Linked DNA regions of Homo sapiens: region 2 is linked to region 1. Evidence: chromatin contacts called from ENCODE Hi-C or POLR2A ChIA-PET data. All regions are on one chromosome and are shown on one strand. Each heading gives the region's core, a stretch centred on a gene start or an enhancer-like site at or near the end of the contact. The rest is flanking DNA. Distances are from core to core; before and after follow the strand shown.

Region 1 (4,066 bases), core at 412-2,911:
TGAGCCACTGCGCCCCGTTGTTTTTCTTTCTTTTTTAGCCCATGCTTTTTATACTTTTACCAGACCACCTCAGTTTGATCAGATGCAACTGCAAAAAATGATAATAAAAGATGACATATATAGAAGCTTCCTATGTGTCAAGCACTGTTCTAATTACTTTATATCGACTCTGACTCATTTAATCTTCACAAGAACCTTGTAAAGTAGTATTACTATCTTCCATTTCTTCAGATAAAGAAACTGCAACATAGCTGGGTTAAGATTTTCAGATCTCCTTGAAACATACATAAGCATATATAAGGTTAAGACTTGCCCCAAATCACTCAGATGTCTCTCCTCTAAAATCTTGATGGTTTTTCGTGCACACAGAATAAAATCTAAACTCCTTAGCGAGACCCTCCATGATCTGAACTTCACATCTTGTAACGCCTACCCCTCGCCCGCAAAAGCCTATGGTTCAGCCAGACATTTTCCCCAGTCTTCGAACACACTGTTCTTGTCTTCCCACATCTTCATGCCTTAGCCCAATTCCTTGGCTTTTTCCCACCTAGTTTTCTGGTCCAACTTCTACCATCCTTTAAGATTCAGTTCAAATGTCACTTTCTTTCTTTTTTTTTTTTTTGAGATGGAATCTCGCTCTGTCGTCCAGGCTGGACTGCAGTGGTGCTATCTTGGCTCACTGCAACCTCTGCCTCCAGGCTTCAAGCGATTCTCCTGCCTCAGCCTCCCGAGCAGCTGGGATTACAGGCGCCCGGCATCACGCCTGGCTAATTTTTGTATTTTTAGTAGAGACGGGGTTTCACCACGGTCTCGAGCTCCTGACCTCAGGTGATCCGCCCACCTTGGCCACCCAAAGTGTTGGGATTACAGCAGTGAGCAACCGCGCCCGGCCTCAAATGTCACTTTCTCAGCAAACCCTTTCCTGGCGTGTTCCCTGCCTTCTCGTGTTCCTGGTGTATCCTGCCTGTTCCACAGTGGTCAATGGATTTGTGCTTACTCTAAGATCTCTCGCTATATTGTAACCATTACTTTCCATTTCTGCCTTCACACTCACCCACCTCCAGGACTGGATTAGGGGAACCGTGTCTTTCCCCTAGGGTCCATCATATTCATTCAATGGTTATGGTATACCTGTTTGAAGTATTTGGTATACATCTGTGAACCAAACATGAAATCGACCCTGCCCTCGGGAAGGCTCATCACCGAGCCTACTGATGAAGGAACAAATGAGATGGAAAGAAAATAGCATAAATGGAATTCACCTGAAAATATGCCACTCTAGAGGGAAACTGTTGACAGGTAGGGAAAGTAGGATGCCCCATGGATAAAGTGTCAACTCCGTCTTTATGACAGGCCAACTCAGCGGGTGCCCACCACGCTTGGCTCCAATTCAAAGAGCCACCATCTTTGGTCCCCACCTCAGTGGGTTCCCTTGTGGCCCGACGTCTCCCTGTGTCTTCATACCTAAACTCGGAGCGGGGCGCCAGGTAAGGATGAGTATTACAGTCCGAGAAGCGAACTTCCAAGTCACCTCCGCCCAGTCGCACCCAAGGTACGCCCCTCCCGCCTTCTGGGGGAACCAAGATGGCTCCCGGGGAGCCGTGGGCCAGGCCCCTAGAACTCACCTACTTTAAGTCCCCGCGCGCGCCACCAGTAACGGTCGCGACCCAGGTGGAGCGACTGCGTGTGCCGAAAAAGAGCTTATTTGCTGATTGGCTTCTGCCGCTGTCTTTCACAACCGCAGCCAGTCGAGCGGAGGCACACCCAAAGCCCCGCCCCCTTAGAGTTCAAATAGGTGGTGTCTCCCAGGCTGCTGAGATCAGTTAATGAGACGGTAATTGAAGGCCGCCGTGCGCCAACAGAATAATGCACGTCGATTGGGCAGCTCCAAGGGACAACCCACTACCGCTTGCCCGCCCACCACCCACTTCCCGCGCAGTTCCAAACCGCGACCAGAGAGTCTGGCGCCAGCTGCCGGCAACGGATAGAGGGGCTGTGTCATAGACGTCCGACGTGTCTGGTAAGGCCAGAGCGCCTTTCCTCGGTCCTCCTAGACATGGTGTCCGCTGACTCATGAGAAATGAAAGTGGGTTGCGCGTTGCAGTCGTGGCTGGAGGCTGCAGTTTGGAGAACAGCCCGTAGGCGTGGCAGTTCACTCCTGTTGCATTGGAATTTCATTTCCTTTTGATTTGGTTTGTAGTAGAAGTAATATCTTTCTTCCTGGGAATACGTCTCTGACGGACATTTTGAGGTCATTTTCTTAAATCCAAGATCCTAAAGATCTGTAGTCGAACAGAGAAAACTGGTTTGCTCTCTGTCTTAAAGGCTGTCCCCACCTTTCGAGGGGCGAGGGAAGGATCATAAAATCATTTATTTTTATTTTTTAATTAACTAATTTATCTATTTTTTGAGATGGAGTTTTGCTCTTGTTGCCCAGGCTGGAGTGCAATGGCGCGATCTCGACTCACCGCAACCTCTGCCTCCCAGGTTCAAGCGATTCTCCTGCCTCAACCTCCCAAGTAGCTGGGATTACAGGCATGCGCCACCACGCCCAGCTTATTTTTGTATTTTTAGTAGAGACGTGGTTTCTCCATGTTGGTCAGGCTGGTCTCGAACTTCTGACCTCAGGTGATCCGCCCGCCTCGGCCTCTCAAAGTGGTGGGATTACAGGCGTAAACCACCGCATGCGGCCATCTATATTTTATTTTTTGAGACGGACTTTCGCTCTTGTTGCCTAGGCTGGAGTGCAATGGCGCGATCTCGACTCACCGCAACCTCCGCCTTCTGGGTTCAAGCAATTCTCCTGTCTCAGCCTCCCGAGTAGCTGGGATTACAGGCATGCGCTACCACGCCCGGCTAATTTTGTATTTTTAGTAGAGACGGGGTTTCTCCATGTTGGTCAGTCTGGTCTCAAACTCCGGACCTCAGGTGATTCTCCCGCCTGGGCCTCCCAATGTGCTGGGATTACAGGCGTAAGCCACTGCGCCCGGCCTATTTTATCTCACAATAAGACATGAAGAAAATGGTAACTATAACACTTGCATAATTCATAAAGTCCTTTCTGTTGGTTATCTCAATTCTGTGCACAACAGTCAAATAAGCAGATTTTACAAACGAGGAGCTGGAGCCCTGCAAAGTTAAAGGACTTTCCTAGGATCCTACAGCTAATATAGAGACAAATTGAAACAAGTTATCTGATTGTGTATTTTGAGTTATTTCTACTCCCACAAAATGACTGTGTTCATTTCCCTAAAACGTAAAGCATTATATTTTAAGTGGGTAGAGAGGGCTTACACAAGTTGATGTTCCCTCATTTAGAAGGCAACTTAGAAATACATTGATCTGCCCAGCGCGGTGGCTCACGCCTGTAATCCCAGCACTTTGGGAGGCAAAGGCGGGCGAATCACGAGGTGAGGAGATCGAGACCATCCTGGCTAACACAGTGAAACCCTGTCTCTACTAAAAATACAAAAAAAAAAAAAAGAAATACATTGATCTGTGTGATCGAATGTGAATTAACAATGACGTTGACTTGATACTACATTTCTGAGTGGTTACCACATTTTATTGATTGTATGCTTCTCACCAGACTGCAACATCCTGGAGGACAGGGAGCTAATTCTTAATCATTTTGTAACCATAGCTCCTAATTTGGTGGATACATAGTAACTATCAAATAAGTGAATAATAAATCTATGGGAAGAAGCAGATGGACTCCGTCTTGAACCCACTCAATTTTTCCCCCATCAATTACCCCTCTCTCGTTTTTCAATACTGGGTCTCTTGCAGAGTTGCAGTGGCGGCCACCTGGTCAGTGAAATCAGCGAATTGAAAAACCACTGACTTCATTAACATGTCTAAAGAGGCAGGCTGAAAAAACTGAAAATCTATCAGGCATCTCATTCCATAGTTCCCTGTTTGACAAGAAGACCAAGGTGTCTTCAAAGTCTGCCCTAAGGTCCAGATCTCCTACCCACGTAGGAGACTTCTAGTTTCACAAATCCCCGATGTCGGTTTCTCTAAACTATTTTATTCTTTGAACATACTCTCCAGACAACATCGCTAT
Region 2 (4,066 bases), core at 791-3,290, 900 kb after region 1:
CCTTTTTTTCTTCTTTTTCTTTTTTTTTTTTTTTTGAGACGTAGTCTCACTCTGTCGCTAGGCTGGAGTGCAGTGGCGTGATCTCAGCTCACTGCAACCTCCGTCTCCCAGGTTCAAGCGATTCTCCTGCCTCAGCCTCCCAAGTAGCTGAGACTACAGGCACGCGCCACCAGTCCAGCTAATTTTTGTATTTTTAGTAGAGACGGGGTTTTGCCATGTTGGCCAGGATGGTCTCCATTTCTTGACCTTGTGATCTGCCCGCCTCAGCCTCCCAAAGTGCCAGGACTACAGGCATAAGCCACCACGCCCGGCCTCATATCTCTTAATAAGAGTTTTTCTAGAAACATTTCTCAATCACCCCAGGCATAATCATATTTTATTTCTCTACTTCTTTCTTTTTTTTTTTTTTTTGAGATAGAGTTTCGCTCTTGTTGCCCAGGCTGGAGTGCAATGGCACGATCTTGGCTCACCACAACCTCCGCCTCCCAGGTTCAAGCGATTCTCCCGACTCAGCCTCCCGAGTAGCTGGGATCATAGGCATGCGCCACCACGCCTGGGTAATTGTATTTTTAGTAGAGACGGGGTTTCTCCATGTTGGTCAGGCTGGTCTCGAACTCGTGACCTCAGGTGATCCGCCCGCCTGAGCCTCCCAAAGTGCTGGGATTACAGGCGTGAGCCACCGCGCCCATCCTTCTTTTTTTTTTTTTTTTTTTTTTTTTTTTGAGACGTAGTCTTGCTCTGTCACCCAGGCTGGAGTGCAACCTCCGCCTCCCTGGTTCAAGGAATTCTCTGCCTCAGCTTCCCGAGTAGTTGGGATTACAGGCGCCCGCCACCACGTAGGGCAAATTTTTGTATTTTTAGTAGAAATGGGGTTTCATCATGTTGGCCAGGCTGGTCTTGAACTCCTGATCTCGTGATCCACCTGCCTAGGCCTCCCAAAGTGCTGGGATTACAGGCGTGAGCCACCGCGCCAGGCCTTATTTCTCTACTTCTATAATATCCTGTGCATTATCTCCAGCGCCTTCAAATCATAGTCATTGAATGATCTGTTGAATGGGTATAACTCTGATGGGAGCAGAGAGTTCTAGAATCGGGTAGTAAGAGACAAAGGAGGGTAACAGTACTGCATTTCACAAAATGAAACCCATTGTTAAGAAATTACAAATTCCCAATAATTTCAAATATAAAAATTTATTCATGAAAATTATAGGTTATAAAATTAAATGTCCGTCTTAGTCGATGGTTGCCCATATTTTGATGAACGAGTCATTCCTAGCCTATCTTTGTTCAAATGATTTGCATACATTATGCAAATAGGTAGAACTGCCCGAAGAATGCCTACGCTGCGTGGTGCGGACGAAACGCTTCCCGGGGCCTTTGGATTGGTCTGTCTAGCCACCTCATTTGCATGACGTAATATAATAACTGGAAGGCCCCGCCCCTCTGGTGCATTTCCCCGCTCCAACCACCTCCTCAAACTCACGGCAAAGGGATGCGAGAGCTGGAACTCTTACCAGGCCTGCGGAAACTCAGCCCTCCGGCAGCTAATCCCGCCCGCCAGCCCCCGTCCTCTCTCTCTTTCTCCCTAGCTGAAGGCGCCACGGGCCGTGTGTCGTTGCCTTCCACTTTTGGCGTCCCAACGTCTCTCCGCTCCCATCTTTCTACTAACGTCCGACGCACGCTCCGCCTCTTTCTCCCACATTCGTCGTGTAAATTCTGCGTCCCAACCGCCCAGCCGACCTGCACCGCATTCCCGCCCCCTCAACACGGCTCAACGGCCGACGCTGGGGGCCCGCCTCCTTAGCCAATCGGGGTCCTAGTGCCCTTAAGTCCCTCCTCTTTATGCAAATAACCTCCGCATGCTCCGCGCGCCCGGCCCTTTTTTTTTTTTTTTTAAACTAAAGACAGCCCTGGAAGTAGAGGGTTAGGGTAGAAAGTGCCCCGCCCTTTATGCAAATTAAGGGGCGTGTCTAGGCGCGGAGGGAGGTGGGAGGTGGGAGGGGGTGCTCCCGGGGGCGGCGGTTGCCCGGATGGGCCGTTAGTCGGGGCTCAGCCGCGGAGTGAGCGAGGGAGACGGGAGGAGCCGAACCCGGCGCCATCCGCCGCCATCCTCCCCCGCCCCACCGCCATCCCGTCCCGGGGAGCCCCTAGGCCCGGGTCCCGGATCCCCGCGCACCCGGCCAGGTGAGTCTGGGTGAACCGTGCGCTGACGCCCTTTTCCGGCGCGGGAGAGGTGGTGGCGGTGGCGGTGGCGGCGGCGGCGGCGGTGGTGGGCCGGGGGGAGGAGAAGCTGCCATTAGCCGCCGCCATTTTGTCCTCCTGCTGCCGGGCCTGCTTGCCCCTCCCCCTCCGGTACCTCTACTCCGGGACCCGCACCTCCGGCAGTTCATTCAGGATCCGTAGTCTGCCCCTAACCACCCACCGTCTTGGCTTCAGGGGGTGACCCCTGCGCCTGGGTCCGTAACTCCCTACCCTCCGCTGCGCTCCTGGCTTTTCACCCCCATTTGTGGGCCCCCTCCCCGGCTGCCGCCCCGTGGTGGTGGGCCGCGCCCGACGGTTCTCTCGGAAGGGCGCTTTTCCTCCATATTGGACCCCCTCCTATCATCCAGCGCTGTGTTCCCCCCTCTGGACGCCCCTCTTCGTGTCGAGCCACTCCCACTCTAGAATCCTGCTTTTATCCCAGCATCTTTGCTTTCTATGTTGCTCAGTCGCCCTATGTCTGCTTTTTCATTTTTCCTGTTCCTCGTCTCCTTTCTCCCCCAACCCCGTTTTTCTTCTTGGGCCTCTGCCCCCTTACTTCGTTGTCTACATCCTTTTTTTTTTTGCCATTCCTGTTTCCATATATTTTCCACCTGCTTTCGTATTCATTATTTTCTGTTAGTTTTGGTCTATTCGCTACATGACTCTTGTATTCGTTTTCCCTTCATATATTTATCTTCACAGATTGGCCTCCTCAAACACCTACGAAGCAACATCCATCTTATCTCTAGCTTGTCATAAAGTTCTTTCTCCCCAATTTTAGCTTTCATTCTGGGCCTGTCTGGATTTCCCTGCTTTCTTCCCCACTATTTCTCATCTCTTTACACTGTTCCCGTCCATAAACGAATGCCTGGTCACTCTGGAATGGACTGAGAGACCTGTCGTCCGGCTTGCTTAGGGAGCTGGAGGTATCGAGTAAAGAAACACTGGTGATGGACATTTTTAATGAGGATAGGAAAACGAAGATGGCTCTGGCCTTGGCCCTCTGTTTTCTGGCCCATGGTTACAGGGTGCTAAGGTGGCTCCATAATGCTTTTTCTCAGTTCTTCATATGGTAAAACAGTATTTCATCTGGAGGCGATTTTTTCCAGGAGCCAATACAGGAGCAAGTTTAGGAAAAGATGGGATATTTCAAATACTTGAGGTTCCTATAGCCTGGGAGTATGTACAGCCCTAGTTGTTCTATGAGGATTTCTCTGGTACCAACCCCCATTCCGGCTGAGCAAGCTCATAAAATCCTTAAACTCCCAGCATACCTTCCTGCAAACCTTCCCAGATGGACACGAGGCTGCTGGGCTGGGAGCCTGGGGTACAGGGCCCTGGGGGCATGATTAGGGAGCTTGTGTCCAATAAACAGGGAATCTAAAGTGTTGTTTCTTCTTCTCTGATGGAATTGTATGCTTCTTTTTTAGTTTTCTCTTGCTTGAATTTGTCCTGTTGTAAGTCTCTGAAACGATTTTGGTGGAGAGAGAAGAGATTATTACTTGTAGGGAATTACTCTTTGTAGACAGGCACAAAGGGCAGAGTGTTTATACTAGGAGGATGCTGGATTTTTACTTAGATTTCCTTGACAAAGGTGTCTGGGGGAAAGGAGGGAACATGGCATTTGAGCTATGAGGGAGCTAAGTAGATCATGGTTGCTTGAGAAGAGTGGGCAGTTTACATAGACTGGAGGAAAAGACACCAGAGGGCCTCATATCTGAGTCCCTAATGATAATGCAATGGAGTTTTTAAGTTTCTGTTATGGTCTGTACAGGGGACAGAGACTGAGACACTTGCTGTCTGGCCCACAGGCTCTGGCACGTTT

What was found. Hi-C counts contacts between places; a loop is a spot of excess contacts on that map. ChIA-PET counts read pairs that join two places held with the same protein, here RNA polymerase II (POLR2A). Pooled maps may share reads with other maps.
Region 2: a map of CD8-positive, alpha-beta T cell shows a loop between it and region 1 (7-fold over the local background). The contact joins the promoter of PRRC2A here to the promoter of MDC1 in region 1. A Hi-C loop is called at or near these places in 2 of 168 maps with a recorded cell type or tissue (CD8-positive, alpha-beta T cell and naive thymus-derived CD4-positive, alpha-beta T cell), 2 of 37 single-sample maps with no recorded cell type and 13 of 50 pooled maps. POLR2A ChIA-PET finds 5 or more read pairs at or near these places in 2 of 52 experiments (CD4-positive, alpha-beta T cell and activated CD4-positive, alpha-beta T cell).

The regions. Positions count from the first base shown.
Region 1 is chr6:30,715,620-30,719,685 of GRCh38, forward strand. It overlaps MDC1 (mediator of DNA damage checkpoint 1), which reads right to left and starts at 1,662. Exons shown (of 15, transcript NM_014641.3): 1 at 1,626-1,662. RefSeq lists enhancers at 311-1,058, 1,807-2,554.
Region 2 is chr6:31,618,675-31,622,740 of GRCh38, forward strand. It overlaps PRRC2A (proline rich coiled-coil 2A), which reads left to right and starts at 2,041. Exons shown (of 31, transcript NM_004638.4): 1 at 2,041-2,184; 2 at 4,016-4,066.